5 separate regions of the Mus musculus genome follow, and all the other regions are linked to region 1. Evidence: chromatin loops called from intact Hi-C (ENCODE). Cell type or tissue: heart. All regions are shown on one strand. Links, peaks and the distances in the headings refer to the core of each region. The heading gives the core; the rest is flanking DNA. Region 1 has its middle 4.9 kb from the start of Igsf3. Region 2 has its middle 8.3 kb from the start of Gm32803. Region 3 overlaps Igsf3 (immunoglobulin superfamily, member 3). Region 4 has its middle 18 kb from the start of Gm32803. Region 5 overlaps Ttf2 (transcription termination factor, RNA polymerase II).

What was found. Hi-C counts contacts between places; a loop is a spot of excess contacts. Peaks named below come from ENCODE experiments on the same cell type or tissue, not always from the same donor. Only the 100,000 strongest peaks of a DNase experiment are listed, where the experiment ranks them.
Region 2: it touches region 1 in a loop (2.3-fold over the local background); 12 of 42 quality-filtered maps call a loop at or near these places.
Region 3: a loop joins it to region 1, with 7 times the contacts of the local background. A loop is called at or near these places in 19 of 42 quality-filtered maps.
Region 4: it touches region 1 in a loop (2.2-fold over the local background); 13 of 42 quality-filtered maps call a loop at or near these places.
Region 5: a loop joins it to region 1, with 2.4 times the contacts of the local background. A loop is called at or near these places in 2 of 42 quality-filtered maps.

The regions. Positions count from the first base shown.
Region 1 is chr3:101,369,260-101,375,270 of GRCm38, forward strand. No RefSeq gene overlaps it. Among named protein-coding and RNA genes, the nearest start is that of Igsf3, 4.9 kb to the right of the region's middle. In heart, for the core only: a CTCF peak has its summit at 3,227; a DNase peak (open chromatin) is centred at 3,282; H3K4me3 peaks cover 346 bases; H3K27ac peaks cover 450 bases.
Region 2 is chr3:101,301,938-101,307,948 of GRCm38, forward strand. It overlaps the pseudogene Gm10355. Among named protein-coding and RNA genes, the nearest start is that of Gm32803, 8.3 kb to the left of the region's middle. In heart, for the core only: a CTCF peak has its summit at 2,350 (motif pointing right); a DNase peak (open chromatin) is centred at 2,344.
Region 3 is chr3:101,459,785-101,465,795 of GRCm38, forward strand. It overlaps Igsf3 (immunoglobulin superfamily, member 3), which reads left to right. Exons shown (of 11, transcript NM_207205.2): 11 at 3-3,276. The coding sequence ends at 253. Among named protein-coding and RNA genes, the nearest start is that of Gm40109, 45 kb to the right of the region's middle. In heart, for the core only: a CTCF peak has its summit at 2,672 (motif pointing left); no DNase peak of the experiment used is centred there.
Region 4 is chr3:101,311,832-101,317,842 of GRCm38, forward strand. No RefSeq gene overlaps it. Among named protein-coding and RNA genes, the nearest start is that of Gm32803, 18 kb to the left of the region's middle. In heart, for the core only: a CTCF peak has its summit at 3,300 (motif pointing right); no DNase peak of the experiment used is centred there.
Region 5 is chr3:100,960,724-100,966,734 of GRCm38, forward strand. Ttf2 (transcription termination factor, RNA polymerase II) reads right to left here. Exons shown (of 23, transcript NM_001013026.2): 4 at 3,333-3,402; 5 at 1,830-2,744; 6 at 978-1,092; 7 at 528-710. Among named protein-coding and RNA genes, the nearest start is that of Ttf2, 5.9 kb to the right of the region's middle. In heart, for the core only: a CTCF peak has its summit at 3,518 (motif pointing right); no DNase peak of the experiment used is centred there; H3K27ac peaks cover 404 bases.

The DNA of each region.
Region 1 (6,011 bases), core at 410-5,409:
TCTATCATATTACTGTTATGGGAAAATATGCTCCGAGTTCCAAATAATTAACTTGCAAGTGAACTTTGAAACTGTCAGCCAGGCTCATGTATATTTGGGGGAGGTTTTGCCAAAGTCTTTGCACTCTTTTACGGGGAGAGGCAGCATGCCAGCCAAATCAGCCCAGACAGCCCTGGCGATCATGGGGTAACAGATGTCTCAGAAAAATCACCCCATCCAAAGGTTCTGCTAGGCTTTGCACTCAAGGTTGGGATTCTTAGAAATCCCAGACCTGTGCTGATACACCCCCCTGTGTACAAGGAGAGGCATTGTGATCCAAGGTTTTTTCCTTACCAGAGAGACCAAGACAAAATTCTTCAGAGTTCTTCACCTGGACCACGGCATGGCTGAAAGTGGCAGCCAGCATGGGCACTCAGCCCAGCAGCCCTGCGACGCGGAGCAGAGAAAGCTTGGGGATCAGCCAATCTAATGCCGGGAAGTCACTCTTGACATGACAAGCAGCGTGGCGTCTAGCCTACCCGCAGCCTCTAGGGCCTCTCCAGTATTTTAGCAAAGGGAGGAATCTCACAAAGGGAAGAGCTGGGTGTACTAAGGAGGTGATCTAAGGCTGTTAGGTTACAAACAAAACAAAAGAGGATATGCTGAGATTGTGATTCGGGAACGGGGACTGTCTTAGTCAGGGTTTCTATTCCTGCACAAACATCATGACCAAGAAGCAAGTTGGGGAGGAAAGGGTTTATTCAGCTTACATTTCCATACTGCTGTTGATCACCAAAGGATGCAGGACTGGAACTCAAGCAGGTCAGAAAGCAGGAGCTGATGCAGAACCATGGAAAGATGTTCTTTACTGGCTTGCTTCCTCCGGCTTGCTCAGCCTGCTCTCTTATAGAACCCAAGACTACCAGCCCAGAGATGGTCCCACCCACAAGGGGCCTTTCCCCCTTGATCACTAGTTGAGAAAATGCCTTACAGCTGGATCTTGTGGAGGCATTTCCCCAACTGAAGCTCCTTTCTCTGTGATAACTCCAGCCTGTGTCAAATTGACACACAAAACCAGCCAGTACAGGGACCGATCAAATGCTCAATGTTTGAGGCTGGGAGCAAGGATGTTCTCTAGACTATACTTGGGACTAACACTGGCTTTTTTGATTTTTTGGCTCCAGGTGATGCTATGTAACCGAGAGGGCTCCTTAAGTCAAACCAGAGAGGATGTGATTGGCAATCTGTTTTCAGTCTTTCCATTGCTGTAAAATACCTCCTAAGACTACGTGATAAACCAGGCTACGTGATAAACCAGTGGCACACACCTGTAGTGACAATTTTGAAATATCGGTTGCTTTTTTAAAAAAAAAAAACCACAGAAACACTATAAGAATGTGTTTTCCTTTTAATCCCAGGTGTAGGATGTGGGGCTGCTTCAGACTGTCCACAGCAACTCCGATGCTTCATGCTCTAGCAGGGGCGTGAATTTGCCAGCTGCAGACAGTTTTTGCAATTGTGTGACATTTGGAAACCTAGGGACTTTTCAGAGGGTATATAAATGTTAGGGCCCCGAGAGCAGGTAGTGGGTTGGTGGTTGGTTGCTGCTGTTAGAGGTTTAAGAAGTCATGTGTGAAGAAGAAAAGGAGGAGGAGGAGGAGGAGGAGGAGGAGGAGGAGGAGGAGGAGGAAGAGAAGGAGAAGAAAGAATATAAATATCCTGATGTTGAAGATCAAACTTGCCCCAAATCAGCAGGAAGTAGTCTAACGATAACACTGCCTTTTTTCCTTTTTCTCTCCTATCTAGTGTTTGGGGATTGAAAGGGTGGAGAAGGGAGGAAGAAAGAAGAACCCACAAAGTAGCAAAAGACAGCCACATGCACCCTTAATCCCAGCACTCAGGAGGCAGAGCCAGGTGGATTTTTGTGAGTTTGAAGACAGCTTGGTTTATATAGTGAGGCATATACCCCCCACCACTATCAGGGGATAAAAAAGGACTGGATGATTGAAATTTTTTCATTTAGCTTGTGGTTTTGGGGATCTAAGACAGTGGCATTGACATGGGCTTCTGGTGAGGGTCCTGTGACATATGTACGTGTTGACAAAGTAGAGTGGGAGTGGGAACGGGAATGTGCCACAAAGCTTTTGTGGGAGACAGAGCTAGAGGGCAAGCAGCGAGCTTTACGCAGCCTGCTTTCGTTCCTGTGATATGACCCCCTCATAGAAGTGGAGACCCATGATCTAATTACCTCTTCATGGTCCCACAACCTCTCAACAGTATGCCACTGGCAGCCAATTTTCAAGGAATCACATTCAATCCATAGCCAGCACATCCCAATGTTTTGGCCTTTAAAAGTCTTCTGAAGCCAAGTTTCAATCAGCTCTTGAGAAACAGAATCTTCTAGATTGGCCAGGGGACCTGTACTTGTTTTGGTTTTATGAGACAGGGTTTCTCTATGTAGCCCTGGCGCTGACTCTGTAGACCAGGCTGGCTTTGAACTTAGAGATCAGCCTGCCTCTGCCTCTGAATGCTGGGATTAAAGGTGTTCGCCACCACCACCCATTGAACCTATACTTTTAACTGTGTCTGCAGTAGCTCATGCATAGTCAGTTTAAGACTCTCTAGCTAGTATAAGCAACCTCATTTTGCAGAAGTTGGGGTCCAGAGGGTTCTTAGAGCATCACTTAAGTATCAACGTCTGGATGGGAAGCTGGAATTTCTGCCTCTGGGCCCATTGCACATTGGAGGCTGGTCAGTACACGGAAGTATAGAGAATAGTTCGTGAGGCATAGGTTCTTTCCACTCATCAGACCACTAACACTTGCAACCTCACTTGAGGGTGGCTTCTACTGTAGCCCACATTTATAAAGAGGAACCTCGGGCCACAAAGGATAAATAGCTGAGAATGGAGGCTCACACTCGAAATCCTTGCACTTGGGGCATAAGAACTGCTTCAAGTTCGAGGTTAACGTGGACCACGTAGTGAGTTCCAGGAAGTCTGGGATACAGAGTAAGAACCTATCTCAAAACAAAACAAAACAAAACAGCTTGACAAAGAGTTAGGTGTTAATAAACGTGGACCTGGGCACCTGCGTTATCTTTTAGAAGCACTGTTCTCTATCAGGAATGAAAGAAGCAAGCTCAGTTTTGTGGAGAATGGAGAATGTTCTCTCAAAAAAACCAGACTTGCCCTCTGGGATAATCCAGCCATCAGAGCTCCCGGAGGCAAACCTACTCACTTCTGTAACGCTAGGTGGCGCACCCCAGGTTCTGAGCACCCACCTGTGGGCGAAGCCTTTGGGGACTACCCACTCTCTACCCTGGTCTCAAGATATTACAGTCTCCGTGTGTTGGAAGACAGATGGCAGCCAGTGTAAGCTATTCCTAGTCTCATCTCCGGGGATCCTTGTCTGTGTAGGAGGGTAATCACTGAGGAAGGCTGACTTTCGGGAGAACTGTTCGGCACACACGTCGAGCTTCGCTTAGGCTGAGCTGTGTGAGGTAGGAGGCTCTCTGCTCTTTTCACAGGACACTTACTAGCCCATTGAAGAGCAGTCCGCACTAACAGTGGAGGGGTGGGAGGTAGGGGTGGGGGTGGGGCTTAGTCTGTGTCTGCTTATCTTTAAACAAAATGCTTGGCCCCCAACTTTCTTTCATGTGACAGGATGACTTCAGAAGACAACCCTGTATGTTTTTCCTTAAAACTCGAACTTTTTGCTGTTTTAATTTATAATTGATCCTTTTTGATTGTAACGGTCTGTGGATCTGGAAGACGCAAACTTACAGAATCTCTTGGTCATACCTTACCCAATAATAAATTTTGTTCCCCACAGCATTTGATTTAAACACTGGGTCTGTGGGGCAGGCAAGCTTGCAACCTCAGCTACTCAGGAGCCTCAGGCGATTCTAGATCAGAGTGGGTAACCTAGTACCCCTGACTCAAAATCAAAAGGGGTCTGTGGGTATATATCAGTGGTAGAGTACTTGCCTAGTGTGTGGGTGGTGCTATTCAGTCCCCAGGATTGCCAAAGCAACAATGAAGAACACGCTAATTTTCAACTTTGGCTGTTGATACGGTTTAGTGGGCAAGGGGGTTTGCTGCCAGTCCCCATGACCTGAGTGTGACATCCAGAACACACACGGTAGAGGAGAAAAATGGCTCCTATACGTTGTTCTTCGATCTCCACACATGCACACAAAATAATAAACGTTTAAAAGAATTAGAAATCAGGAAGGATTCTAGGAAAGTCTAGAGTTCCTGACTCTCTTGAAGTAGGAAATTCAGGGACCGGGATCCTTCACGTCCAGTGGTTGTCCTTGGTTGAGACTCTTAGGCTCTGTCTTCAGTGTGCCCCATCCCAACTATCCTCGTTACTGTTTTTTTTCATCTGGCTCCATCTGTGTTGAGCTCTCTGATGGAGATGAAGGGGTCTTCCAAGGCTCCAAAGTACCAGCCTTGTTCCAGACCAATTCAGGAGAGGACTGGAAGTTGAATTGTAAAGCGTTGTGAAGCAAGCCACTAATGTGCAGATGGGGGTGGGGCGGTGGATGGATTGGGTGGAGGCTGGGCTGGGGGTGGTGGGGGGATGGGGTGGTTGGTGGTGGCGGCACAGGGTGGATTTCCTGACTGGTCTTCTGGCCCTTCCTTTCTGTTGATGTCTTTGCTTCCCTAAAGACCCTGCCCAGCTCAGTCTTGAACCTGCGGCTGAGCCCCTGGAGGGGCCACCGGGTTCCGACTCACACTAACTTCATCTCATGGCTTCTGAGTCTGGGAGACAAAGGAATTCTTTTAATTGTGCCTTTCTCTCCCTGTCTAGCAGTTAGCACCATTCTCTGCATAGCCCTAGATATGGGACGTAGAAAGAACCCAGGGCTGGGAATCTGCTATGGTGGTGCAGGCCAAAGGCTGAAAGAGAAAGCCACCGGCTGCATCTGGGAAGATGGAGAAGGGAAAACCTGGGAACAGACAAGGGATTATGGAGTGAAAAGGGTCAAGATTGGAGGCCCAGGGAGATGACCCAGGAAACTGAGTTTTGAGAAGGGGTACAGCAGCTTGATAGGGCCAGAGAGCTCTAAAGCTGGCTGATATGGAAGGTTCCTTGATCTCTCTCTCTCTCTCCCTCCTTCCCTCCTTCTCTCTCTCTCTCTCTCTCTCTCTCTCTCTCTCCCCTCCCTCCCCCATCTCTCTCCTCTCCATGTTCAGTTCTTTAGAGAGTGCAATTGAGAGGCTCCCAGACTCCAGCCATCCGTTACAGCTTTCACATGTACTACCCTTAGCCAAGCTCTGACGCTCACCTAACTCACCTGCATCATGTCAGAGGCCTCTGCCTGTCATCTCCCTTCCTCTTCTGTTCCCATGGCTAACCTTTCTCAGTAGCCCATGACCTGAAGTGCTTCCCAGACCGCAAGGTCTTAGGGTCTGTGTTCTCTCTGGGCTTCTCAGATCCCACTCCTCCCAATTCTTCTTCATGCTATGTTAGAAATACTTTTAATTTCAGAACAGGTTAGCTGGCCTAGCACATGCTGTCTCCTCCAGCTGGGACTCTTCCTTCAGACCTTGCCATTTTCTCCTCCTCCCTGACTCTAAAACAGGTTTCTGTTCTAATACCTCTCTGAGAAATCCTCCTTCACCATCCCACCTAGAATAGAACTCCTCTCCCCACCTCACCCACTAGACACACACACACACACACACACACACACACACACTATTCCGTCACCTTACTTTCTTTAGAACACATGTCATTGTGTTATATATTTACTTGTTTCATTGTCTGTGTTTCTCACAAGAAGGTACTAAGAGAACAGAGACATTGCTTCACACATCGATGTTTAGGAAATAAACACAGAGATCCAGTAGGGAAGAGCTGAGAGACACCAGGACCACTGTTGTCTTGGGGTAAAGAGGGAATATGTAACATACAAGAGATTTTTAAAAATACAATACTTTAAATATGTGATAAATATTCAATTTGATATGATAGGCAATATTTATAGTTCAATTACATATGCAGATCAAATTCCAAAAGTTG
Region 2 (6,011 bases), core at 434-5,433, 67 kb before region 1:
CAGACCTGTCTGGAAGTTCTCTCAGAAGACTAATGCGACCTGAAGTTCCTGGGGAGGGTAGAGTGGGGCAGCCACACCTGTGTAACGGATTCTATATGGCTGATAAATTGACTAGAAGCCCGAGATTGTGGTGAGTTGCAATGTTACAGATCCAGGACTAATTTATATTGGGCTATCTTCAGTCCATTTAATAGTTATTCAGTGCTCACCTCTGGCCTCACATCCTTCGACTATTGGTGACACAGGTTGGAATGAATTAATAGTTTGCTAGCATATACCAGCCCAAAAGATAAGAATGACCTCAGACAACATCTGAAACCTAGAACAGAGACGTACTTGTTTTGTTAGAATATGCCTTGAACTTCCACCAGTGTGTTCAACATTGACCTATGGCTTGTTGTTGTTGTTGTTGTTTTTTTGGTAACTATGAAACCATTTCCATTCATTAGAACACACTGTCCAAGACTGTCTGATTGAATCCATGTCCCAAGGCCATGGTCACCAATATTAGATATTAGACTGGCAAATTATCTTTTATTCCTTCTGAGGTGAGAGCTGTTTTATGTTTACAAAATAGAAGCTTTTTGTTCTAGATGTCCGCAATAATGCCCTCTTGAGTGGGGTTGGCCCGAATCTGTCACATGCTCACCCTGGCCCAAGGAGGATAGTTTGAGGATAGAACCCTGCTGACTATATTCTGTCTGATCCTCACCTGTGGTTCCTAGATTACAGACAAAGTCAGCTTCCCTAAGGCTAGGTGACAGGGGTGGCGAGTGGGTTTGGCGGGTGGGAGGGAGGCAGAGATAATGAGGAGAGAAACCAGAGGTGTCAATCGAGGGAGGAGGATGAATGGCCACCCCATGCTCATGTTGGCCTGGGGTGTTTAATGGGGATGTCCAATGTGGTGTCAACTGATGGTTGTCACACATGGGGGTTGAAGGAAGAGTGGGGATGGGAGTACGGATGTTTGTAGAATAACAGGTAGCCAGGCTAATAGCCATGGGGACTATGGAATCCAAAACTCATTTATGTTGCAAAAGAGTAAGGAGGGGGATTAAATTTTGGATAGGTAAAAGAGATACACAAGTAGCCATGGGGTCACAACAGAAGAAGATAGGAGCCAAATGAGGGGACGGGCAAAATACACAGGGGTGCTGGGGTTGTGGTGGCTTGAGTCACAGATGGCAAAATGGCCAGCATTCAGATGGATGCTCAGACCTGCTACCAACAAACGGGAAGTTGAGTGACCTCGTCACTGCCGATGAACACCTAATTATCTACCAGGCAGAGCCCGCTGGGCATCTAGATCTTTCTGTCATTAGTTTCACCCCAGTCTGTGCACAGCAGCTGAAAGGAAGCCATCAGACAGGCAGCCTCCTTTCTTCCTCCTTGCCCCAGGCTCAGCTTTCCATCCAGGCAGTAAACCGGAAGGAGTCGCCTGCCTGCCCCTGCCGCAGAGGGACTGGAGGGACCTGAAGCCCCTGGGAGGGACTAGAGGGACTCAGAGGAGTCGCCTGCCCCTGCTACAGAGGGACTTGGAGCACTTTGTTTGACTCTAGACTGGGGCTGGGTGTTTTTTGGGCAAGTAGGGACCCACACATAATTAAAATTCAGTCGGGGACTTTTTCTAAATGAGAAGCAAAATACAATCAACATGATCTCCCTGAAGACTGAAGGAGATCTGGAGGGAAAGAAATAACATTTGTGTCTGCAAAGAGAAAGGGAGAAAAACAGGGAATGTAGCGCCAGTTAAAGCAAAGATACGGAAGGGGAAAATAGGAATTAGATCATGCCAGCAATGCAATTAAGGAGAATAAGATGCGCTTTTACAAATATCAGGGGGAAAGGGAGATTATAGAGAGGAAATAAGAGTTAATAAATGCACAGGACCATGAAATGAACGGTGACCACAAACGGCTGAAATGCCCAATTCCACTCTTTGGTGGCCTTTAACTAGGAAAACAAAGGGAAGAAATGGAGCAATTAAAAACTAAGCACAACTTGAGGGAAGTGGCGTAGACACCAGGAGGACAAGCTAGCTAGCTGCTTTGATTCTCAAGCATTCCAGAACACAAGCACATCACGGGCTCCAGGAACAGTCCTGGCCTACACTGGCTCAAGCTGGTGAGCTCAAGGAGCCAAGGGAGGGAGGGACGCAAGGAAGGAAGGAGGGATGGAGGGATGGAGGGAGGGAGGGAGGGAGGGAGGGAGGGAGGGAGGGAGGGAGGGAGGGAGGGAGGGAGGGAGGGGAGGCCCAACTTTCTTAAGCTAAGCAACAGAGTTGAGCTTGAATGTGAAATGACTCCCCCCGCAGGCTCTGCAGTGAGCTCCTCTTGCCAGCTGGTGGCGCTGTTTGGAAGGTCTCAGCGCCTTAAACTAATGAGACCTGGCTGTCGGAATCTGTCCTTAAGACTGAAAGGCTTAGAGGCAGGCTTTGACAGTTCCGGCCTGCAAGCTCTGCCTCCTGGTCTCCACCTGTGAGAAGCCTCTGTCTTAGGCTCCGGAGGTAGTAGAGTGGCCAGCCAGCTGCCATGACTTCCCCACCACAGGAGACTGAAATCCCTCTGAGACCTGTGCCAAAATAAACCATCTCTTCCCGAAATTGTTTCTGTCGGATAATTGTGCACGGCAGTAAAAGCCTGAGCATGGAACTCTCATGACCCATCCTCACACCCCTCCACTTCCAGCTACTCTCCAACTTTCAGCAGAGAGGAAGGTCCAGCCGGTCTTCAGTGTGGTCCCTTCTGCCCTTCTCTCCCCTTCATCCCTTCCTCCTCATTAGCACCTGGGAGTCCAGGACCCTCTCTTGGGGTTTTCCCTACCTAAAGCACACCTACAAGGATGTCTTTATTATTACTATTTTTTAATTGAAGGAAGAATAGCAAGCCAGGAGCATGCTGGGTGAACAGACTGGTTAGATGGGTTTTGATCCCCCCAAAAAGTTTATTTCTGGATCTTGCAAGGTGCTAATATTACCAGGTACTATGACAGGGAGTGGGCATGCAAAGATATGCATGTAACAAGGGCTTAGATGCCAAAGTAAGGACAAACGTGTGTGTGTGTGTGTGTGTGTGTGTGTGTGTGTGTGTGTGTGTGCCTGCACACACCCCATGGTGCTGTGCCTGCATTAATGGTGGGTGTTTAGAAAAGGTGCCCTGGAGGCTCAACTATGAAGAAGGAGAAACTCCATCCTCATAGACCGTGAAGGCTTCTAAAGGTCTCTGTGCATGCTTTTGCTGAATGACCAGAGTTTTGACAGGCGGCAAAAGGCTTGCCTTTCAAGGCAGCAGGAGGCCCATCTGTGAAGGGCAAGAGGCACCCACAGTGCTTGGCATTCAGCACATGAGTAGTCTGCTTTCCACTCTAAGTCATCCCAGCACAGGCTTCCAGGGGCCTAAAACACTCACCTGTTCCCTGCTAGAGAATTTTAGGAATAGATTTAATTCAATTGTCAGGGCAACCCACCTCTTTTTATTACATTACAAAAGAAAAGATTACAGTAGGCAGATGTGATCTTGTCAGTAGCATCAAGGGGTCTCAAGTGCCACCTGCCTGGGATGACAGGGGTGGAAGGGGCATGAACCTTCTCCAAGCCAAGAAAGAGCACTGGCCCAAGGCAGAAGGGCAAGCGACAAACAGCTGGAGGAGCAAGGCAAAGGGGGCTAAGGTTAGGAGAGCTGGAACCAGGAGAACGAAGATGGGGCAGGGACTCAAAGGAAGCTGGGAAGGTGAGCAGCTTCCAGGACAGGCAGGCCTGAGGCCAAGCCCTGTTACTATGCATGTAGGGCGGTATGGTGGTACTTCTCCACTGTCAACCTCAACAGATGTAGAATCACCTAGAAGGTCCACCTCTGGGTGTGACACTGAGGTCATTAGCAGAGAGGTAGAACTGAGGAAGAGTGACCCACCCTGAATGGGGGTGGCCTCATCTCATCAACTGGGGTCCCACAGTACCAAAAAATAGGGAAAAGAAGAAGCATTCATCTCTCTGATGGTGGGTTCAGTGTGACCAGCCGCCTCACACTCCGCCACCATGCCTCCCCGCACCCGACGAACTGTATCCCTCAGCCCACAAACCCTTCCTCAAGTTGCCTGTGCCATATATTTGGTCACAGAAATAAGAAACATGATGAATACTGTCATTCCGTGTTATTTTTGGCCAACTGTTTTTCTTTCCCAGTAGGAACGGGTGAAGGTAATAGTCAAGATCAAAGAAGTAAAAAGTAGTTGTTGACTTGGTAAAACACCATGAGAAGGCAGACAATCAACCAATCAATCACACAGTGTCAGAACTGGAAGGAAACTTCAGGGGAAAAAAAAAATCTCTTCCGGAACAACGTTGACAGCTATTCGAATACCCCATGCGCCCGCGTTTCAGTCCCTGGGAGCAATGCCTCAGAAAGCAGGCCTGGCTTTGTGTGAGAGGTTCTGAACGAGGGAGGGGCTAGGGAGGGACGAGGCTTTCTTTTTTTTTTTTTTTTTTTTTTTTTTTTCTTCATAAAGCAAGTTTATTTCTGCAGAGGAAGTGTCTTATGTTTACATCCAGGGAAGAAGCAGAAAGAAACTCCCCCTCTCAGAACTGGGTCCCCGAGTCCTCAGTAGCACGTTGTGTCTCAACGATCTTTACTGGGGACCAAAGAGGTTGGGATCATGAAGAGTCAAACTAGTTACCAGCTGTTCAAAGTTACTCAGGCTCCAAGGTGGACATGACAGATTTTCAGGGCCAAGAGACCTGCTGTGACACCGGGGCAGCCGCAGCAAGGCCTGATGCAGTGTGACATCCTTTGCTACCTGCTGGTTTTCTTTAGCTACCTGCTGCTTGCCAGAAAGGGACCAGGCATCCTGACAGCATCCTCTCAGGGATAAGTTCTCCAAACAGAGAGGCTGCACAGATAGCACGTGCACAGCCCTAGCCCCCTGCACCCGGCCAACGTCCTCAAAATGGTACCGCGCAGCCGCTTCGCCCTGCACGTGGGCCTGCAGCTCCAGAAGTTCTATGATCAGACTCTGGTCGGTCACAGGATGGCAGAAAACTTCTTGGTTGTCTGGCACCGGTCGGAGGTCACTCACATCAATGGCCCCTGTAGGGAGGATGGCGGAGAAGGCGCCTCCGAACAGTGGACAGTTTCTGTTGGGCTCCATAGATCTAGTACTTGAGTCTGGACATTAGCGAGGTTTTAAAGAAACCTACATGAGCCTTTGAGACATCATTTCCCCTGGTGTTCCCGGAGCACCCACTACCTCCTCCCGTCCTCGGGACGAGGCTTTCTTATATGGAGTCAAAATGTGTCTCTGAGCGACTTCCACCCATTTGTCTTGGCTCTGCTCTCTGAAGGTGGAACAGGCCAATGGCCCTTTGAAATGTGCTGCCCAGAGAGAAACACAGACTCCAAATGTGGTCTGATTTAGTTAGAGCCCCCGTGGGGAATTGGGAGGGGATGGGAAATAATGAAGCCACCAAGTTAACCAGCTTTAAAAATGACAGACATAGAAAGTGCCCATAAGTGGAATCTTAGGATCACAGGCTAATGGGAGACCCTGAAAATACCCAGCTGGGCTCTCTCCCACAGAGGAAACTCACACCTTAACCTGTCCAATCCATCGGGGCTGACCTGACCTATTTTTAAGTTCTCCTAAAGAGAGAATTCCATGCATGTCGACCATGGAGAGGTTTCTCACAAATCACACAAATCAGGCATTACGAAATATTTTCAAATTGGTGTTTTCCCGTAGACTAATTTATTTTTGCATTTCCCGTCTTGCGTGCTATTATCTCTTCTGCCACATAAACTGTCTCCCTAATGAAGCCGCTTATTGTATCATATTCCAGGAGTGTGCGTTCATCTGTTCCTGCAGTGTTTCGGCTCCTGCTGCATTAATTACCACACTTCCTCTATTACTTGCCTCCCCCCCCCCCCCCACAACATTGGATGCATGCTGTTCATCTTTATACTGTTGCATGGCTTTTGGTAAGATGGTTGCATTCTCAGAAGTGGGGGCAAATCCAATCT
Region 3 (6,011 bases), core at 528-5,527, 91 kb after region 1:
AGGTTCAACCCTGCAGTCGCTCATCTGCTCCAACGATGCCCTCTTCTACTTTGTCTTCTTCTACCCTTTCCCCATCTTTGGCATCCTCATCATCACCATTCTGCTGGTGCGCTTCAAAAGCCGGAACTCCAGCAAGAACTCAGAGGGGAAGAACGGGGTGCCCCTGTTGTGGATCAAGGAGCCTCACCTGAACTACTCCCCGACTTGCCTGGAGCCTCCGGTGCTCAGCATCCACCCGGGAGCCATTGACTAAAGAGGCTGCCCACTCCCAGCAGACGTTGCCCATGGCAGGGTCGGGTCAGGGGAGCCCTCTGGGCTTTTCCTCATTGCTTCGTGCTCTGTGATTGGACAGGCGACAGCACCTGAACTCTGCAGTTTCTCTGCAGGAGCCAGTCAGACCTGGAACTTGTTGGAAGCTTCCGGTCGAGGTGATGGTTGCCTCTGGGCGGCAGCCCTGGTTAGCTGATCACACCCAGGTGTCATGATGCCAACATCCTAGGTTCCTAGTTTTTGGTTTTGGTAACTTAGTGCGTAGCTCCAGGTGCCGCATCTACTCGCCAATCTAACTCATGTTCTCAGATCGGTGCTATGGGGTTTCCTGTGCTGTGTAATGTACTCTTTTAAGCCCCTTGGGTCCTCTCCTTTTGGATCCCATAATGTTGTGGAAGAGTTTCTCTCACAACTGATAAGCAAGAGGAAGACGCCTTCATAGTAACAAGGATTCTCTTCCAAGACATTTTTGTTTTTGCACATTTGAAAATGCCACCCGTGGATCAAAATATACCCAAACATTTTTTCTTTTTTTTTCTTTTTTTTTTTTTTTTTTTTTTTACTTTCTTAGCAAGACTTGAAAAATATGTGTAGCGTGGGCCCAATTTGTATCTTATCTCTTCCTTCAGCCGGAGTTGTTGGAACCACTTTATAGTCAAGATGAAAGCATTGAATTTCGCTTCAAAGGACTGACTGCACATGTGCAGAAGAAACCCTGCAGGACCCTATTAGGAGCAGATGGTGGCCAGCCAACCAGTCCGTCAGGGAGGCAAAAAGGCTCAGTCCCATCATTGCCAAAAAAGAAAAAAAAAAAAATAATAATAAACGAGCCAACCTGAAGGAAGGGTCAAGGGCTCCAGGCGGCACCCAGTTTCTGAGGGTTGCCCTGATCAAAGGCAATGACTGGGGATGAGGGGGGGACGGGTGGTTGTTGGCTTGGCTTTGGCAAGCTTGGTCTCTTGACTTACCCCTGGGCAGGTAGCTTTCTTCTGTAGGTGCTTTGCCAAATTTTCAAGGGGACATGTCTAGTGAAGCCTGAAGGGGCTGCCCTGAGTGGAGGGAGCATTATGGCCAAAGTGGCCCCTGTGCACAGGCCCAGTGGAGTGTGCTGAGCTGCTACACTGAGCTTAGCAGAGTGGAGCGTGGGAGGGCGTCTTAGAGCCTGGTTGAGAGGTTGGAGGAGTGCTTCCCTCTGTCTTCCTTCCAGTGAGCCTTTCCTCGGAGACGGTGAGGGCATCCTTATCCATCGCAGCTCTTCCCGAATCTCAGTGCCATGGAGATATTGTCCTCGGATAGGACCAGGCACAGCCCTTTGCCATTCTTGTTGTCCCCCTGCTTTCAGCAGACAACTCAGAACAGGAGCTGTCACTTTCCTTTGTTAGAGTGTGTGTGTGTGTGTGTGTGCGTGCGCGCGTGTATGTTTATGTTGTTTGGTTGTACTGGTGGCTTTTAATTTTCAGCCCCCAAATCTGAACTCCACTGCCTCCACTCTGTTAAGCCAGATGCTTAGCTGCCCTGGAGCCTCATCAATTGTAAATCCTCCCTTTTGTCACTCTGAGGGTCTCGTGACCCCTCTCTTCCCCATCCTTCAGTGGCCACATCTTCTCTGGGGAATTTGCATCCTGAGTCCCAAGAGAGAGCCCCTTGGCAAAAGGTACCCAGGATTGTGGAAGTAAATTTAAGGAGTGATTTCTGCAAAGCCTTGTCCTGAGAATAAACAGACAACACAAAGGCTGCAGGACTTCCAGGTCATTGGGCCAGGCTGTTATGGATCCTTCCGAGGAGTCTGCTAGGTGTGGGCCGTGTGCTGAGCAGAGAGGGCAGGAGGCAAGATGCAGCCTGACAATCCTTCCTGGCCCTCTTGTTCTCTGAGAAGTGTCCAGGCAGCGCCACCTTAATCCTCCTGTGCCTGCCCTGCTGATTCTCATTTTTGCTGCACGAACACATCAGAGGGACCAAATTGGCTCAGTCACGAAGAAAGAATGTCTTTTGTTCTGTTCCTTCGATTCATGGGTGTGGGCTCTTGGTGGGTAGTTGCTGACTCCTGAGTTTTAGGCTGAGTCAATGAGGGAAGATTGACGCCAGAGGGCTGGCCTGGATTAAGATTTCAGATCAGCTCTGTAGCAGCAGAAGACTCAAGTAAATATGCAAAGCAACCGCAGGACGTTTGCAAGGAGCAAAGAAATCTATGTCAGTATTTTAACAACCGTTTTTTGCGTGTATTTTCTGCAGGGCTGGGGTATGCAATCAAAGTTTAAACTCTGAGCTTTCTATGAAAACAAAACAAAACAAAACAAAAACAAAAAAACAGAAAAGAAAAAGAAAAATCCAAAACCCTCAGGACCTCTCTGTGGCTGGGTCTATGGACATGTGTTGTCGGATAAATGGTGATGGCGCCCTCAAGTGGCTAGAAGGCTTCACTGCATATTGTCTGTTGAGGCTTTTGTCCTCCGAGATCAGAGTACTCAAGAGAGACTCCTGACATCTGTCCTCTCCAGTGTCACATTTATGAGCATCTCCACTGTGCTAGGCCTGTCCCAGGACACTATATGACCACACCCTCTCTCATCGGTGTGTTTCTGTAGCAAGTCTTCATATTTGTTTCCAACAATGGTGTCTCTGCGTTCATGTTGAAGACAGAGATGGGGTAAGAAGACTATCCGTGCATGAAGTAGAGAACTGTTGGTTTGTTTCTTTTTTTTTTTTTAAAGGAGAAGCTATTTGTAAGCCACTGCACAAAGACGTTTTATATACACTGCAGAGACCTGTAGTAAATTATGTTGACAATACGCTGTTTACATTTTCTGGAGTCTGATGGCCTCCTACCCCTCACTGAAGCAGCCACCTCCTGCTGTGGGACTGTGCTCAGTGGGTGGCCTGGAGTTTTGCTCTTGGCACTGATGTACCAGATTCAAGTTTTACACGCTGTAGCTTTTCTATGCATGCCCTCACCCAACCTAAATTATGTTTTTTTGTATAAATGATAAAAAAAAACTTTCTCAAGACACTTTTGCCACATGCTGAAATGTATCACAACTCTACACCTACCAGTTAAGAGTGCAGCCCTGGAGCTGTGACACAGGTGCCCCCCGGGCCTGCTAGGCAGACTGGGAAGCTGGCTTTGCTATGGGTTATGTGACTAGTTTTCCTTTGGTGGGAAATTTGGGGTAAGAAGACACCAGTGAGAATAGCCTTCCAGCTCACAGGGCCTCTGCTGCCGAGACCCAACTGCCCTTCCCAAGCCCCGCTAATGCTCATGAATGGAAGTGGACAACAGGCATGAGAATAGGAGATGGACAGTCCAGGTGGTGAGACTTGGACACCAGTTACTACTGTGGGTGATTGACAGATGCCAACTGAGAAACATTGGAATATTGCAAGCCCTAGAGGTGACCACACTTAGTTGGGTCTTTGGAGTTCATAGGACAAGCAGAGGAGGGGGGACAGAAGGCAGAAAGTAGAGGAGGTCCCCCCTCTTCCTTCCCTCCCTTCCTTTCCCCTCCCTACCCCTCCCTCCCTTCCACCTCCCTTTTCCATCCCGCATCCCCAAGGCTCAGCCCTATGCTGTCCTCTGCACCCAGCCCTATTTGCTGCGTTCTTCTTATCACCTACCTTCAGCTGCTTGCTTGCTTAGCCACAAGTTAAAACTGCAACTGCTTATCCCTCAGGTGCCCACAAGGGTTCCACGTTAAGTCTTAAATGTGTTATTTTTGCTTATGAGGTGAAAACATGGCTGTTTATTTCTTGGGTACCCACAAAATGGTTCCCTGTTATGCATGATTCCCTCCACCCAGAATGCCCTATTTCTACCAGGAGCTAAATTTTAAAAAGGGAAGTAGAGTATTGTATAGTAAGATTACCCCTATTAAGCCCTTGGTTAAGTGAACATGTACCTGCCTGTGAGGCGTATGATGAAAATGACCGTCTGTGTGTGGGGCCTTAAAGGGCTGTGTCTGTCACTATGTCCCACATCCCTATACTTTATAGTTCCAAGTGTTTGGTAAAACTAAAGCCCAGGGCAACAAAGTGGCATGCCACAAAGTGTCGTCTGGGCTGCCTGGGCCATCTTAACCTTCTCATCCACAATTACCCACAGTGACAAGAAGGGACAGCTGGACCACACAACACCAGTCACAGGAGGCACGCACACCAAGCAATCCTTTTAGAAAGGGAAGTAGAGACCGTTCCGGCGCGTGAAAGGAGCTCGTTGGCTCTCTGCTGAATTCATTATGGGGCATCGGAAGCCACTTCTGATTCATGATGTCTGCTAGGCAGGGCCCGTCGGCACATCCATCCTGAGGTGCTTCGTGAGAACATGGCCTATCTCCTAATGAAGGAGCTGGCGCTGCTCACGGGTCAGAGTACACAGAAGGTCTAACAGGTCCATCCTCAGCCAGTACATGGAGACCATGACCCAAGGCACTTCCCCCCCACCCCGGGAGATGGCGCCGTCCTTTCTGCGGCTTGCCTCTGCCTGTACAGACAGCTCTTGTAGCTCGTTCCCAGAACCCCATTCATCTCAGTCCATTCCTGTGTGGGCCAAGGGGGAGCCTTTAGACTCAGCCCCTCACTGCGTCTCGGGTAAGCCATTTATCTTCTCCAAGCCAGCTTGCTCACTGTGAAGACGGAGCCGGCAATCCAGTTATGTCCAGCCAGGTGACATGCTTACCAAGCCCCACCCCCCCAGACTTGGTCCTTGTTCCTTTCCTAGCTCCAAGGCAAAGTTCTGACAGCTGCCTGGTACATGCAGTCTGGCCCCTCCTGCCTTTCTGACTGTCAAGGATGGGGGAGAGAATTTATTTTCTCACATTCTGAGCCACACCTTGCACCTGCCCGGTTCCCAGGATCTACAGGTGATGTAAAGTAGGCTTCATGGGGCAGGGCATCAGTGGATTCCCAGGAACTCCCTGGCAGAAAGACATTTAAGCTTTTAAGGCCAAATTGAGACGTGGTACATAGATCACATGCCTACGTGACTGGGCCCCCACCTGACGGTCAGGAAGATGATGGCAAAATGCATGCTTCATGTTCACAACTTGACAAACATGCTTGGTGTCTGTCTGGACAGCAGAGAGTCCTGCTCACAGAGTAAGTGTTCCCTCATTCTCTCAGCTGTGCAGGGTCAAGCATGACACTTCTCTCTGCAGGAACGGGGACAGCCAGGGAGGAGAAAGGATCCGAGGGTGCACGTCTGAGAATATGGAATGACACCTTTGTCCTGTCATAGTGTCAGTTCAGGACCAGCCCCATGGACACAGCTGTCTAGGGGAAATAGTCCCAGCCTGACACCCCCCCCCCCCCAGGTCTAGTTGCCTTTATTAGGCACATATAACCAAGGATAAATGTTGGGTGTTTTGGGGACAAAGAAAAATGTTGTTGGCTTTTAAGACATGCTGTGGGGCTTGTGCACAGAGCAGTGGCTGGGGATGAAAGGCACAGAGGCAGGGGACTGGTTGTCTACTCAGAATGGGAGAGAGTGTAAGCAGAGCAGGGACTGGAAGGTCACAGCTGGCTAAGGGCTTGAGGGCACCTTCTGGTCACTTTCCCTTTATCCTGAGCAGTGAAGGCCACCCTTATGGAAGAGGTTCCTGGGGCTCTTGGGTGGGTGGGTTTGGGTGGGTTCAGGTCTAGATGGCCATCCCTGCTGGAGGGGCAGGGAAGGTCAGTGGGCAGGAGCCTTTTTTCAGAGAGGCTATTTCATCATTGAGGAAGAACCTTAACTACAGGTTCATTCGTTCTGT
Region 4 (6,011 bases), core at 611-5,610, 57 kb before region 1:
GGCACGGAGATTTGTTTTCTGTATAAATCTGGAGGTGAGCAGTCCCGGGCTGGTCTGTTGGTTTTGTGGCATCCACAGGCCAGGCTTCTGTCTTGTTTCTCTTTGTCATCATTAGTAGCAGTATATGGCTCCTAACCTCAAGGACACTTCAAAGCTGCTGGAACTCCAGCCACCATGTCCGCATTCCAGACAGGAAGTGGTCAGAAAGCAAAAGGACAAATGGCAAACAAACAGCGACAACAGGCAGATCTGGGCCCTCTTGATGATCCTAAGCCATTTAACAATGTCTTTATGAGCACTCAAGCTATAAGCCAGCCTGGAAAAGGTTCATTGCTACCTAACATGGAATCGCAATTAGCAGCCCAGGCAGTGTTGGAGGGAGATGGAAGTCTAGTGGGTGGCCTTTGTCTCCTTTTGTTTCTACTTTGTCCCTTTCTCGAGTCCCTTTAGGTAGTGTCCCTTAGAAGCAAGGAAACCCTCGTGGGAGACAGAAGAGTGGACAACTCTGTGGCCTGTTTCTGTTTCTGCATCATGGGGCAGGGCACTCTGAGAAGCAAAGCCAGAAATTTGTCTGAGCAGAGCATTGTGCAACCACTTCATCTCCAGTGGCTCCCCTCTTTCTCATAGCTACTCTATGAGATGGGCACAGTGGCACCTGCACTGAGGAGCCAAGGACCGGTGCCAATCAGGAGCTAGCTTGCTCATGGGGAGTGGGAAAGCAGGTTAGAGACCAGTGTTAGGCTTACTCATAAGCTCAAGTTCTCAGCCAACATGCTGCAGGCACATCACTGCCCCACCTTTAATCCCAGCACGGTGTGTGTGTGTGTGTGTGGGGGGTGCATGGGGGGTGTGGGGCGGGGAAGATACAGAGGTAGGTGGATCTCTGAGTTCAATGCCAGTTTAGTCTATATTGGAAGTTCTTGGGATCTAGGGTTGCATAATGAGACCTTGTCTTGAGGAGGAAGAGGAGGAGGTAGAAGAGGAAGGGGGAAGAGGAGGAAGAAAAAGGAAGAGAAAGGGAAGAGGAGGAGGAAGAGAAAGAGGAATCATTTCATTCTTTGGTCACTCTAGGTGCACGCCAGTGACCACACTTGGGTATTTTCAATATAAAAGAAACTTCTAGACGATGACGTTGGCGGACTCCCATTCCTTGTCAGAAAGGAAAGGCAAGAACCAACCCTTTCATCTACCATCTCTTCCTCTTATTTCCATTGCTTTGCCTAGTTAAACCATCAGCTCCACCCTGCAAAGGGATGGAAGGAATTCCAGAAAAGAAAGAGCCAGTGGTAGTTGGAGATGGTGGCCTGTATCGTTTGATCCTCTTTACTTGGGGACAGAGGATTGCTGGGTGAGCACCAGCTGAACTGAGTGCCTGGACCCCGCCCTGCCGGCCTCTCGCCCTTTTGCTTCTTCCTTTTAGCTTCCATTTCTCCTCCCTACCTCCCCCTCCTGCCTTCCCCTTCCACACATGTGAAGTGTGCTTCTGTGCAAACCTCCTCTTTGAAAAGGTCACAACACTCCCAGCTGTGGCAAGGAAGATGTACGGAACACATTTGCATCTTTTCTCGGTTGTTGTCCTAATTACACATAATAAAGGTATTTAGTTCTAGAAGAATAGCTGGTGAGCCTGAACTATCATAAAAAGGCCCTGCCAAGAGCCATTTCCTTTATCAAGAGACAACTTGCTTACAGACAGTGGGAAGCTGTGATTCATCCTCAAACCACAGTGTTGCTACAAGAAATTTCGATTCATGGGAAGTGGCTGTTGCACAAACTTTTAAGAAATGACAATGTCCCAAGCTCTTGCCTGGTTTCTGTGACTACCACCAATGCCTTAACTAAATGTATGGTGACAGAAAACCACCACAGCACACACCGGGACTCATTTATCAAGGAGCAGCAACCTTTGATTGCACAGGCTGCCCGTTTTTCTAAATAAAATTTTATCTGAACACGGCAGTCACTGACATAGCTATTATGGCTGTCTTTGCACTCCAGCAATAGAGCTGGGTGGTTGCAACAGATGTCTTACAATACCTGCAAATTCTACAATGCTAACAGATGAACGTTGGTAGATAGTACGCTAGCCCCTGTCTTGTCAGGTGACAGGTAGGCAGCATAGGGTTAGGCTGTGCTATGTTCCTCTGTGGGGAGGTGTATTAGTCAGGGTTCTCTAAAAAGGAGCAAAATTGGTGGAATGAATACAAATATATTTAATAGGAATTTATTACAGTGGTTTACAGGCTGTTGCTGACTGACCCAACAATGGTTATCTCCTGACAGAAAGGCCAGTAATTGTTCAGTCCACAAGACTGGAATGTCTCAGCAATCTTGGTCTGGTACTCGAGTCCCAGGGAATCCCAGAGAGCTGCTGGTCTTCAGTCTACATTGGAATCCCGAGAAAGTGAGTTCTAACACCTGCTAAGGAGAGTGAGAGCAAGCTGAAGTGGAAATTGTTGGTTTCTTTGGAGACTCGGCTGTGTCATGTGATGTTTTTCTGGAAGGGCATGTGATGTTTTGCCGTAGTGGATGTTTGAGCGGTCACGTGACATTTAGAAAGACTATAAATATAACGTCACAGAGAGTTAAGAGGATGCTCTTGCATTGGCTCACCTTGCAACACTTTGCTGGTCTTGAGTGGTCTTCAGGTGTCATGACTTTGTATGGAGAAACGAGCCAGAGAATTTCACGTGGGATTCCAGCTGCTTCTTGCCCCTTCTACAAACTCATGGTGACTCAGCAGAGCCTCAAGACGTCTTCTGGATCGAGCCATGGCTACTGATTCATGTGTGGTGTTTTGGACTGGACTGCTGATATCCTGACAATGCGAAGATTAGAATCGCCCCCAAAGAACTACTTCTAAACAGCTCCACCCCCCACCCCACCCCCACCCCGTTTCCTATTAACCTTTCTTTTCCCCTTCTTCTGGTAGGTGGGCTAGAAGGGAGGTTGAAGCATTTAAGAACTCTTATTAAAGCAGGCAAAAAAGCAAAAGCTTCCTTTAATCAAGGCCTCTTATGTGGACTACCACCAATAAGTGTGGCCCATCTCTATGGTGGGCCTTCCCACCTCAAATGATCCAATTAAGAAAAGCGTCCCATGCCCAGCCGCTTGAGTTCCAGCTGATTCCAGAGGCAGTCAAGTTGATTTCCAGGATTAGCTATCGCAGAGGGTAGGCGCCACACTTTCCTCCCACACGTCAAGCTTCTTTTGTGATCTCTTCTTCCCACCATCAATGCTCAAAGCCCACAAATGGCATCCTGGTTCATAGAAATACCGCAAATCCTTTGAGTGACCAGCAGAGGCCTCCATTAGCTGCCACCAACAACCACGAGACTCTATAGTCTGCAGGATCCTCCTGGCTCCCTCTCCCTCAGACACTCCTACCTTCTCATGAGCTCCCACACTGCCACACATCTGTCCACCAAGAGGCAGAGGTGGCTCATGGACCACTAAAAATGCCTGACCCTGATTGGCCTTCCTGCTGGAGGCAGCCACTCAGCCGGGTTCCCTGACATTCAGAGGTGACTGCTTTCCTCACTCAGTCGTGACAAAAAGTGATGCTTTGGGGGTAAGAGGACAGGAAGGTCTTTCAACAAAACAGAACAAAAAACTAACAAGACCTCCGGTGTTTTCTCTTACTTTATATCTGTTTGTTTGGTAGGAAGGACTTGGAGTTCCTTGTAATTAGGTGTCTTAGTCAGGGTTTCTATTCCTGCACAAACATCGTGACCAAGAAGCAAGGAGGAAAGGGTTTATTCAGCTTACACTTCCACATTGCTGATGATCACCAAAGGAAGTCAGGACTGGAACTCAAGCAGGTCAGGAAGCAGGGGCTGATGCAGAGGCCAGAGAGGGACATTACTTACTGGCTTGCCTCACCTGGCTTGCTCAGCCTGCTCTCTTTTAGAACCCAAGACTACCAGCCCAGGGATGGCACCACCCACAATGGGCCCTCCCTCCTTGACCACCCAGTGAGAAAATGCCTTACAGCTGGATTTCGTGGAAGCACCTCCCCAACTGAAGCTCCTTTCTCTGTGATAACTCCAGCTGGTGTCAAGCTGACACACAAAACCAGACAGTACAATGGAGAAACCACCAGACTGGGGGTTTGGTACCTGGACAACACAGCACCAGGCTGGTGGATAAACAAGAAACAAGCTCTTGCAACTGGAAAGACAAGAGCACTCACTACTCTCCCAGAGGACCCAAGTTCGGTTCTCAGTACCCATGTGAGGTGGCAGAATTCTGCTTTTCTACATAGCACACATTATCTGACACAAACAGTCTTGATTACAAATTGAATTGGGTTGAGAGACACAGGGTTAGGAGGGCACCCCTGAATATGTCTGTGGGCTGCCTCCAGAGACAGGAAGGTGATTTGGGCTGTGGCATCCAGGAGACATGATCGGTGATGCATTCGGAAGATGAGTGGAGTAATGGGGGCAGTGGAGACCTGGTGGACCTCGATGAGAGAAGCGTGCACGGAGGTATGCTGGGAAGGGTTTATCTGGGCCCCGCCTCTTCCTGTGAATGAGCCAGCTAGCCACCCCAGGGGCTTCCTCTCTGAGTCTGCACATGTGGATTAGTAGGCAAGTCAGCTTGGGATAAGAAAGGAAACAGGGGACACAAATGAGGTGCTTACCTGTGAAACTTTTAATGTTAATCATTTAAAAATTAATTATTTTATGTTTATGGGTGCTTTGCCTGCATCTATTATATATAGGGAATGGGTGAAGTCCCGAGAGACTGAAGTCCCGAAGGAGTGGGTACCGAGTGACCTGGGTTGGCCATGTCAAGGACATGGAATCGACCTAAGAGAAACTGGGGATGTCTTTCCTCCAGGGCAGGTTTGGAAAGGCAAAGCCTTCCTTTACCCAAATATGTGACTCGTGTGTACAAAACCTGGCAACTTCAGCTTCCTCCTCCCTTGTGTTTACAGCCTTGAGACTGCTTGCCTATAGACACCCCCTACCAACCGTAACTAACCCCTCTCCCGTGCTCTAGATAATAAATGTAGTGAGGTTCTGGGTTGTTATAGTAGCTCGTAGACTCACTCTATCAGAGTGTGCACAGCCTACCTGACCTCAGTTTTTCTGTATGCATGTCTGCCATTTCTTCTTCTTCTTCTTCTTCTTCTTCTTCTTCTTCTTCTTCTTCTTCTTCTTCTTCTTCTTCTTCTTCTTCTTCTTTTTTAATATTTTAAAATATATTTTATTCCTTTTTAGACAATTTCATACCTGTCTATATCCTTTTTAAAAGAAGATTTTTATTTTTTATTTTTTGTTTATTAGGTATTTTCTTCATTTACATTTCAAATGCTATCCAAATGCCCTCCCCTCCCCTCCCCACCCCCCTACCCACCCACTCCTACTTCTTGGCCCTGGCATTCCCCTATACTGGGGCATATAAAATTTGCAAGACCAAGGGGCCTCTCTTCCCAATGATGGCCGACTAGGCCATCTTCTGCTACATATGCAGCCAGAGACACGATCTCCAGGGGTACTGGTTAGTTCATATTGTTGTTCCGCCTATAGGACTGCAGGCCCTTTCAGCTCCTTAAGTACTTTCTCTAGCTCCTCCATTGGGGGCCCTGTGATCCATCCAATAGCTGACTGTGAGCATCCACTTCTGTGTTTGCCAGGCACTAGCATAGTCTCACAAGAGACAGATATATCTGGGTCCTTTCAGCAAAATCTTGCTGGCATATGCAATGGTGTCAGCGTTTGGAGGCTGATTATGGGATGGATCCCCGGGTGTGGCAGTCTCTAGATGGTCCATCCTTTCGTCTCAGCTCCAAACTTTGTCTCTGTAACTCCTTCCATGGGTGTTTTGTTCCCAATTCTAAGAAGGATGTCTGCCATTTCTTTAGAGTTTGTCTTTTATCGTTCCTTCTCTACCAGGCAGGGTGCCAGGACTAAGCTGTGCGGGATTTGGTATGTGTGTCTGTGCACCACGTGTGAGTCTAGTGTCCTCAGAGGCCAGAGGAGGGTGTCAGATCCCCTGCAACT
Region 5 (6,011 bases), core at 491-5,490, 410 kb before region 1:
ACCAAGAAAACCTTAAAACAAAACAAAACAAAACAAAACAAAACAACCAAGACTCTCCTAGGGACCTGCAAAGTTGTCTGGAAGTTAGCAACAGAAATCTAGCTAACTAGGGAGTTACTACTTTTTATGTGTCTGAAGGCACGGGTCACCACTTAGGTCATTCTTCTCTGCCTCTAGGCATGCCTGACCCATCCCCCCATCTTTCATACAGGGAAATAAAAATGTTACCTGCTAGCTACCTGCCTCATAGTAATAAGTTGGTTTTCATACGCAATACTGTCTGTGTATCCTATGTATCGACTTCTGGGTTGGTGGGTGGGCTTATGGTGGCATAAGGCAGTAACCAGCCCCTAGCTTCATAGTCTGAAAACAACTATTCAAAGCTCTACAGAGAATCAGATATCTAACACACGTGCAACTTTCAATCCAAGAATAAACGGCTTCCCCTTCGAGTGGCTGCAAATATCTGCTGGGCAGCACATAACTTATCAGCTTGCCACAGCAGGGCTAAGTCCTTTGAACCTTACCTCCTGAGCACTGGCTGGCTCCCTCAGGAGTTTCCTGGCGGCCTGCCTTTAGTCCTAGAGAGCTTGCAGGCTGGATGAGGGGCCTGGGAAGGGGCTGGGGAGGTACCAAGTGGAGAGGGGCAGCAGCAGCTTTGGTGATGTTGCTCTGCTCTGGTTCCTGAGCGCTGCACTTCTCTTTAGTTCCTGTTCAACACACAAGGGAAAACAGACTGAAGGGAGACAAGCAAGTGAAGACCCTAAGCAAATGCAGCCCGTGGAGGCTCCCAGAGAAGCCTGAGCTTCAGCTGTTCTCAGAGCACAGCGTGCAGGAGCGCTGTGACAAACACCAGCACATATCACTAGGAGAACGCCTGGAAGCCAACAATAAGGCAGAAAAAATGAACTCAACCTTTCTCGGAATGTGTCTGACACGTTCACAAACACTGAGTTCTAGGGCAAACCCCATCATACCTTGTTCTGGGGAGAGAGCCAGAGCACTGAGTGCGTCCTCCAAAGCCTGGATTTGCTTAAGCAACTTCTCACCCTTATCAGGGAGAGCCTGGATGTTCACTGCAGCCAGGGTACCCTAAAAAACAGATCCTGTCAAACACAACTGGCCTCTCAAGTTATTAAAGGACAGCTTCAAACTTTTAAATTTGGCTTACTATGACAAAACTCAAAATGATCTTCTAATTATGAATGTAAAAACCAGGATTAAAAAGCAAAATAAGATCCGAGCTAGCACACTAAGCCTACGTCTACACAGGAAAGGCAGGTATTAAGCAGTCCCCTAGAAAGCCCTCTCAGGAATGTACTCAACTCTGCGAGCAGCTCCCAGCTGCCCACAGGAACACCCTGACCCTAGGGCAGTGGTTCTCATCCTTCCTAATGCTTCAACCCTTTAGCACAGTTCTTCATAATGTGGTGACTCCCAACCATAACATTATTTCACTGCTACTTTATAACTATAATTTTACTACTGCTATGAATCATAATACAAATGTCTGTTTTCTGACAGTCATAGGCAATCCCTGTGAAAGGGTCAATTGACTCCCAACAAGGTTCCAACTCACAGGCTGAAAACCACTGCCTTAGAGACAAAGCACAAGTCAAGACTGGCCTGCTGTTTTGGTTTGTTTTCATTATGTGTATCTGTATGCACAGAAACTGTGGATAAGTATGTAAATGTGAGTGAAGGTGCCGAGGCGAAGAGAGGCTGTCAGAACCCTGGAGCTGAGGTTACAGGGGGTTTGAAGCCAGCTGGCATGGGTGTTGGACCCGAACTGGGGTCTTCTGCCAGGGCAGTATACACTGCAGACTCACCTTCTTTTGTTTCAGCTGTGTTGTTAGGTTTGCACGCTGGGCTGCTGGGTCAGAGGAATCTCCCTTCTTGGAAACACCTGAAGCAGCAGGCATCTGTCTCTGCACACTCTGGTCAGAATGCTGAAGGCTCCCCTTCTTCTGTGAGTCCACAGTCGAGTCAAAGAGAAGTGGGGACCCCGGCCTACTGGAAACACCATCATCTTCGCTGTCCTCACTGCTGGAGGTGGCATGGTGGGCCATTCCCGAGCAAAGCTCAGGTGCTGCTGGTGCTTCAGGAACAGGCCTCCAAGTCTTGGATGGTCCCTGGAGAGGCCCCTGAGCGAGCCCCCTCTGGGTGACCTGTGCACTAGGGGCCTCCCCGTTCTTGAGGGGCTCCCTGCTGACGTGTCCCTCTTTCTGGACCTTGCTTTCTGGGTTCTGACCAGGAACACTTGGCACCAAAAGCTGGGTTTCCTTTTCTCTCAGAGTCTCTGGCTTGTTCGGGACCCCTCGACTCTCACTCTCTGACATGTGAGGACCCTTGGGTATTCCTTGAAGCACCTCTCCATGGCCTTGCTTGGAAGCCATTCCTTCAGCTTTCTTAGTTTTGGGCTGGAACTTTGATTTCTCTTGTTCTTCCCTGTCACCTCCAGACTGTCTAGTTGCCACCAGGTCAGATGAGGGGTCCTTCTCCATCCTGCTGTTAGATTTGGGCTTCTGTTCTTTCCTTTGATCCAAGAGCTGCTCATTGTTTTCTCTCAGCTTCTTATCAGCTGTCTTTCTCTCACCTTCTTCGACAAACTGTTTTCGTTCGAGTGTTTTTTGATTCTTGTTAAGCACCCTAAATGGGTTTCTCGGCTGGCTGGGAGAGTGAAGCTGTGACTCAGATGGCTGCTGAGGCTTACTGGTTACAGAGAGTTCTTTAGGGTTAGGATCCTATAGATAATGAAAATAGACATTATAATATAAAATAGGGCTGCCTTGTATCTAAAATGTCCTTTTGGAGGAAAGGGAAACACAGTAAGTACAGTCCGTGCCTAGTATGGCTTCTGCATTTAAAAAGGAAAAATGCCAAATTCACAAGGAATCCACAGCCACAATGTGGATTTCTCTATTTACGAGTGTTGCCTGTTCCCCAGATCAAGTCCCCATGTACTACACAAGAATAGGGCCTCTTTTATAGTCTATATATATATATATATATATATATATATATAGTCTTTTATAGTCTAGGAACCGAGGCATTACATTTAGCTTATATCAAAATCAAGTCAATACTGATCTAAAAAAAGATGAGGCTGTTAGTCTTTCTTCCCTAAGTAGGAGGATACTGGCTGCTTTTATGACACTGGAAGACATTTGTGTAAAACAGAAGGTAAGTAATCAAACTTTGACCACAGCAGTGGCTCTTTGAATGAGCAGCCACAAAACCCTTCAGGGCGCTTAGCGGCAGTGTGACGGACAGCAGCAATCTTACAGACTGGGGTGCTTTCTGTGGGCGGAAGACACATGGGCAATGCCTACCTGCCGCCATGGGACGTTTCCACACCACTGCTTCCCCTCCGCCTTGGTTCTAGCACATCGGAAGAACAGCCTAATGGAGTATGAAACAGGTAATTAAGGTACAAATGTTAAAGAGCTTCATCTTTTACGGGTTTTTATTGATTTTGTGTACGCATGAGCATCTTGCCTGCATTTATACATGTAGTGCCTGAAGGGGCCAGAAGATGGCACTGGATTCCCTGGAATTCGATTCAGGCCTGCAATTTTGTTGTGCACTGCATGATATTATGGGTAATGGGAACAGAATCCCAAGGCTTATTCAAGAGCACCAAGTGCTCTTAACCACTAAGCATCAATCTAAACTCGTAATGAGAGAAAGAGAGAGAGAGAGAGAGAGAGAGAAGGAGGGGGCAGGCCTCACCACAGCCCTAGCTGGTCACCCCTGGTTTTTACGTGGTGCTGAAGATCTGAATTCAGGTCTTCATGCTTGCACAGCTAGCAGCGTATCTAAGCCATCACTCCAGCCCCTGCAGAGGACATTTTTAGGGCTGGAAGTCAAGAATCAAAATGATATGATACCCGAAAGGATGCCCTGGTTTACTCTTTTTTTTTCCCTGTATGAAGGACAAAGGAGAGAGACCAGCAATGGCTGCCAAACAGAAAAAGGATAACCAGATATTGTGTGCGCCAGAAGAGGGGCCACAATACTGTCTGAAAAAGGAAGTAGCTAAACATACAAGAAATACTAGCAAACTCCAAATGGTATCACACAGCTAACTGTTCACAACCTAGGGTCTTTCTGGAGCCCCACCATCGCTGTCGCAGATGAGAGATGGAGCAAGGTACACCCTGGACGTACCGCCAGGCGATGGCATGCCGTCCCAGCTCTCTCAGCCTAACTGCACTCAGCCTCACCACCTCAATTCAAGCTGTCACTCAGAGAAAGCAGCTGTGTTCAGTGGCTGGAGCTGGGTTTGAATCCCAGCAACCACTGGAACTCAGATTCCCTTCCCAACCTCTCGAAGAGCAGACTTACACCCACCTGTAAACCAGCTACTGAGACCAACTACTGCAGTCGGGCATGGAAGGCACAGGATAACAAGGTGCCATGCGGCTCAGTTCTTTGGCAGCTATTATCTCAAAGCACTTTTCCTCAGTCTCCACTTTTGAACCTCCATGGTTCTTTTAATGCAAATTAGAAAGCCACTGGTTGCTATCTACCACCTATAGAGGTTGGTGTTTCTGTATCAAGAGACAAGTGATCTTAAGTGTCAGGGGAACAGGACTGAACCTAATAAAGATTTGCCAGCCTGACTCTACTAACAGAAAACAATCACTCTCCCAATCAATCAATCAATCAATCAATTTCTCTCCCCCCCCCCCATCTATCTATTTTAATCACATTTATAGGCTAGGGAGCTGTCTTAATGAATAAAGTGCTTCCTTGCAAGTGTGAAAACCAAAGAACCCACTTAAAATACAGGTGGGTTTGGTAGCCGACCTGTCATCCTAGCACTCAGGAGGCACAGGCAAAGTGTCCCTAAGACAAGCTGTCACCTATCGAGGCTTGCAAACAGGTGAGTTCCAAGGTCAGTAAGTGAAGTGGAGGGTGACCAAGAGACTCACTCAACACCAACCTCTGGCCTCACACAGCACCCGCACACATCCAAACATATACAAATATACAGAGGCACACACCCCCTTCCTACATACAGAACGACAAACATTCCATTTACAACAGCAGCAGAAACATAACCAGAGGAATACACTTTGGAAAAGGAGTGTAAGAGCTGCATAATGGAAATTATTCAGAAACACTGAGAGAAAAATTTAAAGTTGTACTATGCACCGTGCTCACAGCCTGGAAAAGCCAATATTGATGTCTGTTCTCTCAAAGCTGCCTGTGTAAGTTATGCAACCTCAACAGAGTTTTCTGTAGAAATTTAAGAGGTTGAATCTATATTTGATATGCAAACACAACGATCCCACATTTCCAGCACAATCTTGAAGAAGCTGGAAGACAGACTATTTCATATAACAACCACACAGAACATGTAAATGAAGCAACGGACAAAAACTAACCACCTCAGGCACGGACACAAACTTAGGGTCAGTTTTTTTTTTTTTTTTTTTTAACAAGGATGCCAAGTATTTCGATAGCCTTTGATTGGGGACAGAGACTTAGAACACATAAATTCTAAAACATAGACTATTACATAAAAACCATCATGTGTGTATAACCCCTGCCTTCTTGGCCAAACCACCAAGCCAATTCTTGAAGTGGTCATGTTATGTCACGCCTTGGTATCCCAATGCAATGTGTTCCTTTAAAAGACTATCTAATGACTGGTAACTTTCTATTTACCCTTTAATATTCATGACGAATAACTTCTCCCATCTATATGGACTTCCCTGCTCTTCCCAAGGAAAACTGCACTTTACTGAGTCTTACTTAGCATGTTAGACCTTTTCCCTTTTTCTATTACCAGAATAGAAAGTTGACAAGGTTGATGTTATTAGCAACTGAACAGCAGGGGGGGAACTGGCTGCTCAGGGTAGCTCAGTCAGTATTTGGGGCACTGGTTGTCAACCTTAACACCGTGACCCTTTAATACAGTTCCTCATGTTGAGATAACCTCAATCATAAAATTATTTTTGTTGATACTTCATAACTGTAATTGTGCTACTGTTATGAATCAT